2 separate regions of the Homo sapiens genome follow, and region 1 is linked to region 2. Evidence: chromatin loops called from intact Hi-C (ENCODE). Cell type or tissue: mammary epithelial cell. All regions are shown on one strand. Region 1 overlaps COL13A1 (collagen type XIII alpha 1 chain). Region 2 has its middle 9.2 kb from the start of FAM241B.

The links. Peaks named below come from ENCODE experiments on the same cell type or tissue, not always from the same donor. Only the 100,000 strongest peaks of a DNase experiment are listed, where the experiment ranks them.
Region 1: a loop joins it to region 2, with 4 times the contacts of the local background. A loop is called at or near these places in 1 of 110 quality-filtered maps.

What each region holds. Positions count from the first base shown.
Region 1 is chr10:69,859,307-69,864,306 of GRCh38, reverse strand. The region is part of intron 2 of COL13A1 (collagen type XIII alpha 1 chain); the gene reads right to left. Among named protein-coding and RNA genes, the nearest start is that of COL13A1, 60 kb to the right of the region's middle. RefSeq lists an enhancer at 3,051-3,756. In mammary epithelial cell, a CTCF peak has its summit at 2,657 (motif pointing left); DNase peaks (open chromatin) are centred at 496 and 2,616; H3K27ac peaks cover 2,481 bases.
Region 2 is chr10:69,636,897-69,641,896 of GRCh38, reverse strand. No RefSeq gene overlaps it. Among named protein-coding and RNA genes, the nearest start is that of FAM241B, 9.2 kb to the right of the region's middle. In mammary epithelial cell, CTCF peaks have their summits at 1,768, 2,479 (motif pointing right) and 4,763 (motif pointing right); DNase peaks (open chromatin) are centred at 1,396, 1,646 and 2,356; H3K27ac peaks cover 907 bases.

The DNA of each region.
Region 1 (5,000 bases), 220 kb before region 2:
AGTGCTCATTATGCGGCAGACATAGACACAGTGCTAAGCATGGTAACTATAACACCGCACTTTGTCTTTATAACAACCTTGTGAAGTTGGCATTATCACCCCTTCCATAGACTTGGAACCTGAGGCTTAGAGGTTAAGCAACCTGCCTAAGGTGGTCACCTTGCTCTTAGATGATGGCATCTGATTCTTAAGGTTAAAAAATTTTAATTTAATTTAATTTAATTTATTATTATTTTTTGAGATAGTATCTCACTCCGTTGCCCAGGCTGGAGTACAGTGGTGCAATCACGGCTCACTACAGCCTCAGCCTCCCTGGGCTCAGGCAATCTTCCCACCTCAGCCTCCCGAGTAGCTGAGACCACACACCACACCTGGCTAATTTCTGTATTTTTTGTAAGGATGGAGTTTCACTATGTTGCCCAGGCTGGTCTCAAACTCCTGAGCTCAAGCTATCTGCCTGCCTCGGGCTCCCAAAGTGCTGGGATTATACACATGAGTCACCATGCCTGGCTTAAGTTGATTGTTTAACTTTTATTTCCATATGGTAGGGCCTGGATTTGAATTTGGTCTCTCTTGCTGCAAAGCCTGTGTTCTCCTGGCTGGAGGTCATGAAGTTCTCAGGGGTGGAAGGGGCGGCTGGGCCCTCAGCCCCTTCTAAAGTGGTCAGGTAAGTCCCCTCCCCCTCGACCCTGGACTTGGTGCCACCCAGTCGCTGGATCCAGTCCTGGTCCTGGACAGGGGGCATCAAGAGTGGCAGGGTGCTCCCAAGTTCAGTGTCATCTGAACCATCTTCTGACCCTGCTTGACCGCTGGGCTCCTAGAAGCTGGGGTCCTAGCCCCCACCCATGCCTCCTGGTGCCTGCAGCTGACCACCTGCCACCAGCTCTGCCACATGCCCGACCCACCCATCTCTGCCAGGACAGGTGCTGTGCATCACGGGCTCCCCTCAGACCTTGGGTGACTAATGATATTGGTTACACTCTGCCTGCTGGAGCAGGGGTTCTCAGCTCGGGGGAATTTGGCTCCCCAGAGGATAGTTGACAATGTCTGGAGACATTTTGATTTCACGACTGGGAAGTTTCTACTGGTCTGTAGTGGGTACGGGCCAGGGATGCTGCTGAAAAGACAATGCACAGAGCCTCCTGCCACAGAGACTCATCTAGTCCACGTGTGAATCGTGCTAAGGATGAGAAACCCCATGCTGGACTAATGGCACCAGACCTGCCTCGGGGCTCCTCCCGTGCCTCAGTCCCTAGGACGCACGCCCTTACCCGTGGCCCAGGCCTCACCGACCTGTGGTTTGCCAACTCTTGGGATCCCATTCTTCTACAGTTTGGCCTGTTCCACCTCCACCCAAGACCTCATTCGGACAAATAGTAATTTGTCTGTTATTCATCTACAGAGTATGTACTCTGTGCCTGACGCTATGCTAAGACCCTTATTTCACTCGGTCTGCCCAATGACCCAGTGAAGTATTGTTGGTTATTGTTCCCACTCTACAGATGAAAAACCTGAGGCCCAGAGAGTTTATGGTGCGTTCAAGGCTGCAGAACACATGCATCACTGGGCTGGTACTTGGCCCCAGGTCTGCCTGCCTCCCGGGACCATGGGCCCCCGAAGCTTGAAGGAGGCACATGGAGAAATAAAAGGAACAGCCTCTGCCTCAAAGAGCAGTGAAGAAGGGAAACATGAGTAACTTTAAAAACCATGAAAAGCAATTTGTGAAGGGACACTGGTGAGCTTTAAGGCAGTCCCTTCACTGGCCTGTGAAGGGACACCGGTGAGCTTTAAGGCAGCCTGTGTCTTCTGGGGTTAACTTCAAAGAGAACACTCAAGCCCTGTCACGTACAGCCCTATGGCCCAAACCCTGAGTTTCTAGGGAAGCCTGAGGCAGATTTCTGGGTAGACCAACTGAATTTATTTGATGTCCCGGGAGCATGGTTGACAAATCATGCTTTGTGACTGATAAAGCACTTCCTTATATCACAGTTCACCACAACCCAACTCCCATTTTATAGATGAGAAAACTGAGGCTCTGAGAAGGGTGCAACTTGCCTATTATTCATGGCTGGTAAATGATCCTGAATCCTGGTCTAGTGCTATTCACAGAACAGCCCACCATTAGCAAAGCTTTGAGAAGCTTTACATTTCTTAGGAAAAATGTCTGACTACTCAGAGCCAACTTGTGCAGTCTTGCAAGAGCCAACTGTGGGCATCTCTTCCTAACTTGGCGCCCAGTGACTTCACACTGGCAGCTGGAAATTGGCCATGGTGGGAGTATTCACACCACAGAAATTGGCAAAAGCTACAAAGCAGCCCCACCTTACCCCAAGAGCCACTTCTTAAGCGTTTGCCAGCACGCCACAGCTCACATCTGTCCTATGATGACATCTCTCGGCCACAAGACACCCCCAGACCTTTCCAGCCCAGGTTGATGGGGTATAACAGGTCCTGGGAGAAGTGGGCAGCAGTTTAAATCACACACACCTACAGTCTCTGTGCCTGCACTCATGGCTGACACTGATAATCAATCACAGCTCCTTAATGAGCCTAGACAAGGTTTCACAATTCTTTGCAACACAGCCACTATCAATCAGCAGAAATTGGCACATGATATGGAACCTATTAGTCATCCTGGAAACTAGAGCCACCTGGAGGTGAGACTCAGGGGAAGCAAGTAGACGAAGCAGGAGGACCCTTTTCTAACTAATCAGGCAGGACTGAGTCTAGCCTTGGGGAGTGGCAGAGACGGAGGTGGAGAGGCTGGGTGTCCTGGACTCCCCAGACACATCTCATACCAGGCATGGGGACTAGCATTGATTGCAGCTCTCTATCCCATCCCCATTCAGCTGTTAAGGTTGGCAGAGAGACTGGAATGTACGAGCAAGGAAGGGACAGGAGCCAGTAAGATCCCCTCCAGCTTAGTTCATGCCCTGGCCCCAGGAGGTCCCCAGAGGACTCCATACTACTAGCTATGCCACTGCCACCCCTGGAGCCACCTGACAGCAACCTGAGTGGCCACCTTCCTGTAAACTCCATGGAAGTGGACTTCACACCTGGCAGCCTGGCGGGGCACTTGGTCTGGCTCCAGGGGCTTCTTGACACTCTGCCCTTGGCTAACCCCTGCTTTCAATCTGGAGGTGCCCCCTTCACTTCCTTGCTCCTTGCATTGTTTGGCAAGTGCCTGAGGGCTGGTGGGACGGGGGAGGCTCAGATGCCCAGCAGCCGGGGTTACTCCTCTCTGTGGACGCAGGAGGGTGTGCCTAAGTAGCAGACTTTCTTGGTTACCTCCTCTGCGTCCATTCTCCCTTTCTCCTCCCAACAAAACCTTAAAGTTCCTCCAGCCTCCTCTCCTTCCCGATGCAGTCCTGTGTTTCCAGGGAAGCCGTTCGCCAGCCTAGCTAGCAATGGGTAAGGGTATATGCCTGGGGCCTGGAGCCCTCGTGGAGATGGCTCTGGTGAGACAGTTTGAGCAGGCAGAGGGACAGGAGATCCCCTTACCATCCCTGCAGCTCCCTTGATGCCAGAGTCCCACATCCCTTGGAATGGGGGATAGCAGCCTGGGGCTCAGGAAAATGGCCGCAGAAGGCCACAGGCAAGGAGGGCATGGGGGACCTGGCTGCAGGTTCTGCCCAGGGGGATGGAGGGTGATGCCCAGCCCCTGGCAAGAGGAACGACAACCCGACAGAAGATGGCGCCAGGCCACCCCCGTGCCCCTCCCCCACCCAGCTGTAATTCTGGGTGAATGAAAGGGAGAGAGGGAAATGGTGTCTCGACAGCTGATGAGAACCTGAAAGGCTAAGGGTTGAGCAGGAAGTGGCTGAGTTCCTCAGAATTATTTTTCTCATTCTTCAGCAGAAGGCAGGTGCTTGGAAGCACGGCTCAGTGCGGTATGAGGGGGTAAAGAAGATTGTATCTTGGCACACTGGAGCTGTGTCTCCCTCATGCCCGCTTTCAACACCTGCTCAACACCAGCTATGCATGGCTGCTGTGCAGAAGGCTGTAAAGGTCACCCGCTGTCCCTGACCTTGAGGGCTTCTTTTCTAGCTCAGGAGACCGCCCCATCCAAGTACCCTGACACTTCGTCCTGAGGCTGGGGGCTGTGGCAGCTTTTCCCTGGAGCAGGGCTCATCTGCTGGTCACTGCGTCTACTGCTTCCTGCAGACTGAGGCCGGGAACCCCAGAGTGAGACTGCAGCCCCCACGCTGCCCACCAGGTACAGACCCCCTGACTCTGCCTTCCGTCCAGCTTAGAGGTGGGTGTCCCGCTGGTCCTGGGGTGAGGCTGGCCCCACGTTGGTCTCTACTCAGAAGCAAGCTCCTGTCTGGGGGCACTCTGTGGCTGACATTCAGTCCTTCTTCCTTCTCAGGGCTTTGTTTTACCTTTTCCCATTTGAGCCACAAAACAGCCCTGAAAGGCTGGAGTAGGAGTCAGCAGCCCCATTTTCTGAGTGAGGGACTGAGATGCAGAAAGGAAATGTGCTGTCTGGAAGCTCGCACAGAATTCCCAAACTCCAGTCTCCTCCGGCTGCAGCCCTCTGGGCAGCTCCCCTGCCTGTGGCTCTGGGCCTTGTGACCTGCGACTGGACTGGGAGGGGCAAGTGGTCCTGACGAGACCCTTGACCTCCAGCCCCAGCCCTTGAGTCCCAAGCCAGGGCTGCTTTCTTCCATTGAGGGGTCACTCAGGTCCCTGAAGGAAGACAAGTCTCTGGGCATCACACCTATGACCTGGGACTTCTTCCTGACACCGGATCTCGCCAGTGTTCCTGTGCAAGGCCCTGCCTGGGGAAGCTCAAACGTCACATCATGGCTCTGCTGGCCAGTGCCCTGCCCGGCGACTGCCGGAGGAGCAGAGAAGAGGGGCTGGGGAAGGGTCACAGCTCAGGTCAGACTCATGTCGAATGCCACCCCTCAGAGGCCTGGGAGGGGCTGCAGGCTTCATAGGTCTTGCTTTGACAACCAGGCCTGTATCTCTGAATGATGAGCTTTTTGATTTTAAAG
Region 2 (5,000 bases):
GCAGCTCCTGGGGGAGGAGGAGCCAGAACACAGACCCCAGGGCCTGCTGTGAGCCAGGAGGAGCACCAATATCCCTGCTGCAGTGGTGGCAGCCTTACCCCGCAACGTGCTGTGCAGCGCGATGAAGCCTTTAGCGGGGTCTGCCCCGCCCAGTCCTCCACAGACCGCACCCCTCCCTGGTGCCTGGGACCCAGCTGCTTCTCACGGTTCTCTGGCACCTATCTGGTCCCTGAGGGCATTTCAGTTTCTAACTCCTGCATAACTAGGGCACTGGTAGTTAGATCCCAAGTAGATCCAGCCCTGGTTTCTCAAGGGCTTGGGAGCAAAAGGCAAGAGTCTAACTCCCCTGGAATAAGGCAGAGGCAAGGAGACAGCACATGCACCCCCTTCCTGAGCTGTGAGGCCACAATGAGTCACTCCCACAACATCCATGTGTCCCAGGGTCACTGCACCCTCTGCACCCTGGGCTGGGCCTGACCTGTCACTTGACTCCAAGGAAAAGCAAGTGCAGCAGAGGAGGGAGAGAGAAGCGCGAATGCCACAGTCTTGAGAGAAACCCTCCCCAGGCTTCTGGAGTGGGCAGCAGTTCCCACCTGGTGGGTCTTCAAGGAAGGCTGCTTCTTCATTTAAAGAGAGGCTGGGATACAGGCAGATGTCACAGGGAGCCTTGGGACCCCCGGCTCAGAGCTACATTTATACTATTGACCTAGGTTCTTTCATTCCTCCCTCCCTCCCTGCCTCCCTCCTTTCTTTCTTCCTTCCTTCTTCATCCCACACGTGCTGCGGGGTAGAGCTACCTGCACTTACAACTTGAGAATAATGTCCCTGAGTACACAGGTGACAGAGAAGTCACCAGGATCCAACCCAGTCAAGGCAGGAAGAATGGGCTCTGTTTTTGGGGTCCCCTCCTCCCTTTAGTTGGGCTAGTGCCTCATGCCTTCTCATGCAGTTTGCAGAGCAGTCCCCAAGTTTTGACAAAGGGCCAGGGCCCCTGTCTGGGACTGGGAATACAAAAAAGAGCTGAGCATGATCCCTGCCCTCAGAAACTCAGTCTGCCATGTGAGAGGGAAGGAGCCACAAACCCTGCTCCCCGGGGACAGGGCAGCTCCCACCTGGAGGAAGGCTGGCTCATGGCTCTGGAACTGGAACCCAGGCTGCATGTTTTAAAGCTGCCCAGATGAACTGGTGGTGTTGCTAGGTTGAGAACAACTATCACAGGAAAAGGAACACGCTGTTGGAGGCACTTGTGGTTGGCTTGTATGTTCCCTTGCTGACAGCGTCCAGATTTTAGCCACTTCATCAGAAGAAAGTGATTTCTCAGGATTAGCTGAGCTCAAAGCTGCAAAAAAGAAAAAACAAACACACCCCCTCATAGACTGACAAGCGTGCTCACACAGGCCCATGCCTCAGAGGCAGATGTCTTCACTGCATGATACTGGTAAGCAGACATATTGGGAAATTTTTCTATTTTTTTTTCCTCCCAGAATTTCGAAAGCAAATTGCATTTTACATTTTCTTGACTGAGGGCAGACAATTTTCACTAATGGGCCCTGTAGGAGGTGATCTGATACAAACCCTCATCCATGGCACACCGCTACACCCCAGGCACTGCATACACGTCTTCCAATTGCAGCTCAACACCGCCCTAGATGACACGTCATCCCCATTTCACAGATGAGGCACAGTAAGGAACTTGCCCAAAGCTACCAAATGGGGAGCCTGTCTGACTCGCCTGCTTCTTGCCTCCAGTGAAAAAGACAAGAGCTAGGCAATGGGCCCCATGTCACAAATATCACGTTCATTGAGGGGAACCACCTGGCGCCAGGCTCTGAGTAAGGACAGGCAAGTGTGAGGCGTTGGTGGGTGCTGCACTGGGTAAGGCTGGGCTAGACATAGCCACCCCCACCTAGAGAGAGTGCAGCCTTAAACAGTAAGCAAGCCCCTTCCACTAACATGATCACAGCAACCCTGGGCCACCAAGTCTAAAACTTCTCACTCTGTCTCCTAGGCTGAAAACTCAAATACTGGAAGGTCTGGTTCAAGACTAGACCCCGGCGACAAACCCTCTCCCTGGGGGTTCCACAGCCACCTTCCACCCTCCCTAGGGCTCCCAGATTCAGTTTGCTGGAGGCTGGCGAGGCAGGCTCCAGATCTGCTGCCTGCCAACTTTGTGGCCACATATAAATTCCTTTACTCTGGGAAAAAGGAAGGACATATATTTTTCTTTGCTTGGGAGAGGATGAAATGAAACAAAACTTATGAATGTTCCCGGCACTAGGCTCAACCCAGGACGAAACCACAGTGAATGAGAAATTATAATGGAATTGTGCATGCTCTCCACCAGAAACCTTTCCAAAATACAAGGTAATACCAAGCCTGGGCTGGCTGAGGTGAGCACTAACCGGGAGCAGGAGAGCAGATGAATCCATTTGTAGTATATTTGCAGGAGGGAGTTCCTGCTCCTGTCCAAAAATTCCACCAGGTGGCGCCATGAGACAACTTTCACAACCTTTCCAGTCTACACACCAAGGTGGTGGGGGTCCCTCAGGTCCCTGCAAAAGGGCATTGAGAGTTCATTACCCAGTTCAGAGCAAGAAAGCTGGGGTCTTGGTCTCTCCTCAAGGCTTTTCTTAACTTCCTTAATCCAGATGTTCATGAAAATGGGGTGTTACTGGACACATAAAAGGGAACAACACACATTGGGGCCTTTCAGAGGGTGGAGTATGAGAGGAGGGAGAGGATCAGGAAAAATAATGAGTGGGTACTAGGCTGAATACCCGGGTGATGAAATAATCTGTACAACAAACCCCCATGACACAAGTTTACCTATACAATAAACCTGCACATGTACCCCTGAACTGAAAAGTTAATTTTTTTTAAAAAAGAAAGAAAATGGGGTGTTAGAGGAAGTGGGGACAGCAACGTGTTGGACAATGACGTTGGCAATGCCAGGCCAGGCAGCAGCAAAGTCCATCAAGCGTCTACTAAGGGCAAGGCCCTCTGTGGTAGGTGTCGGTCTCAGAGCTGAAAGGGGCCTTCGTGGAAGTCTAGCCCAGCCTGTTTGTTTTTCCAGAATGAGGGAGGCCAGGCGGGGGTCACTCCCTGCCTGTCAGAGGTTGTGGGGAGTCCCTCTCAGCTCGTCTCAGGGTGCAGTGTGACCCAGGAGGCAGTGTTCAGGTGAGGCCACTGCGCCTTTTCAAGGAGCCAGATGAGGGCAGAAATTGCACCCTATCCAACTGCAAAGGAGACTGAGAAACCCTATAAGGTTGTGATATCTCCCCTTGGGCCCTGGAGAAAGGGAGACAGTTCTGTCAAGATCCCCACATTTCAGGGAAAAACCCCATGGGTTGGTTCAGGGTCAGAGCTGCAAGGCCCTGAGGGTCAACTGAGTCAATCCCCCATGGTACAGGTGAGCCCAAGACAGGGTCGACAACTCAAACACCAAAATACTGCAGGATGAAAATGCTCTTCATGTACTCATATAAAATGTGCCAAGATACACTGCTAAGTGAAAAATGCAAAAGGCAGAGAAAAACGTGTCAAATTTTTCTATTATTTGTATAAAAAAAGAAAAAATAGTATATTCATGTTTGCTCATATTTGCATAACTAAATTCTGGAAGTATTTAGAAGACACTAAGAACAGTAGTTATAGTGGAGTGGAGGAGGGATGGATGGATGGGGACAGAGGAGGGAGAAAGGCTTTTCTCTATATACATTTGTACATTATATCATCTGAACCACACGAATGCATTACTTTACAAAGAGTAAGACTTTTAAAATAGCTTGCTCAAGATCATACCATGTTTCCCGCAGTTGTGGGGTACTCTTACCCGCCAGGGAGTGAAATGATTTGGGGTGGTGCACAAGATGATTATAAGCAATTTACAAACACAGCACCGAATCGGATGGTGAGGAAGTCATTCCTCTTTGTTTCTCTTCAGTCCTCTGAATCCATCGAGGAGAATGTCTCAGTGAGGGGCCAGTGAGGCTTCTGCACCACTCCCAATCTTCATAAACTGACTTTTTTAACAAAGAAAGCAGGCATCAGGCTAAGGGCTTGGACAATGGCAGTGACTAGCTAAAATGGAATATCATTCGTTTTGTCCTGGATTCATTTGTACGAATACCTACTGTGAATGGCAAGTAGTATTGGCTTTCCATTTACAATAGTAATATGAAGCTTCCTTTTAAAAAATTAATTTAAGATGTGAGCTGCTGTTAAAAAAAAAAATGTTAAGTGAGTCCTAATACCATTTCTCTGTGAATACAGTAACATTGAGCACTAACTTGTGCCAGAAACGGCTAAGTGCTTCCCATGAATTAATGTACTTGATCCTCTCACTGTGGGAGGTGCAGATGAGGACACGGAGGTTTAGGGAGATGCTGGGTTGTGCCAAGGCCTCTGGTTAACAGAGCTGAAGCCGGGAATGGGAAGCAGGCATTCAGCCCCCAGCAGGGCCCCCGCCCACCAGAGGGACTGGAGCTGGCCGCTGGGCCAATGCAGACCAGCCCTGGCTCCCAGCCCTGTGCCCCACCTGCCTGGGCACTTGGGGCAGTGGCCCTCCAGCTTCATCTCAAGTAGCTCCAACCTTCTCCTTCCAAACTCTGAGTCCCTAAAGCCATTTGGTTTCAGCCCTGCCCCCAGCCTCAAACCAGAGGCTCAGAGGCACACACATACACCCCTCCATACACACCCCCTTTGTAATTCTTTGAAGCTCTCACTCTACCTGCTTCTTGAACTTTCTCTTGCTGCTCTTTTGGGCACTGGGTGGCAGCACCAGGCGGGGTAGGCTTGCTTGTCCTACTGGCTGGGCAGGCTGCAGGTTCTCTATCTAGTTTTGGCAGCAGAGCTCTGCTGCCTCCCTCCCCTGCCCCCACTTAACCCTTTGAGAGATCACTGGATTTGTCACTTTGCAATGAAAATATGCATTCGGGAATGCAGGGAAGAGAGCTAAATCTCCATGACTGTGACCCAGGACTGGGAAGCCACTGAGGCCA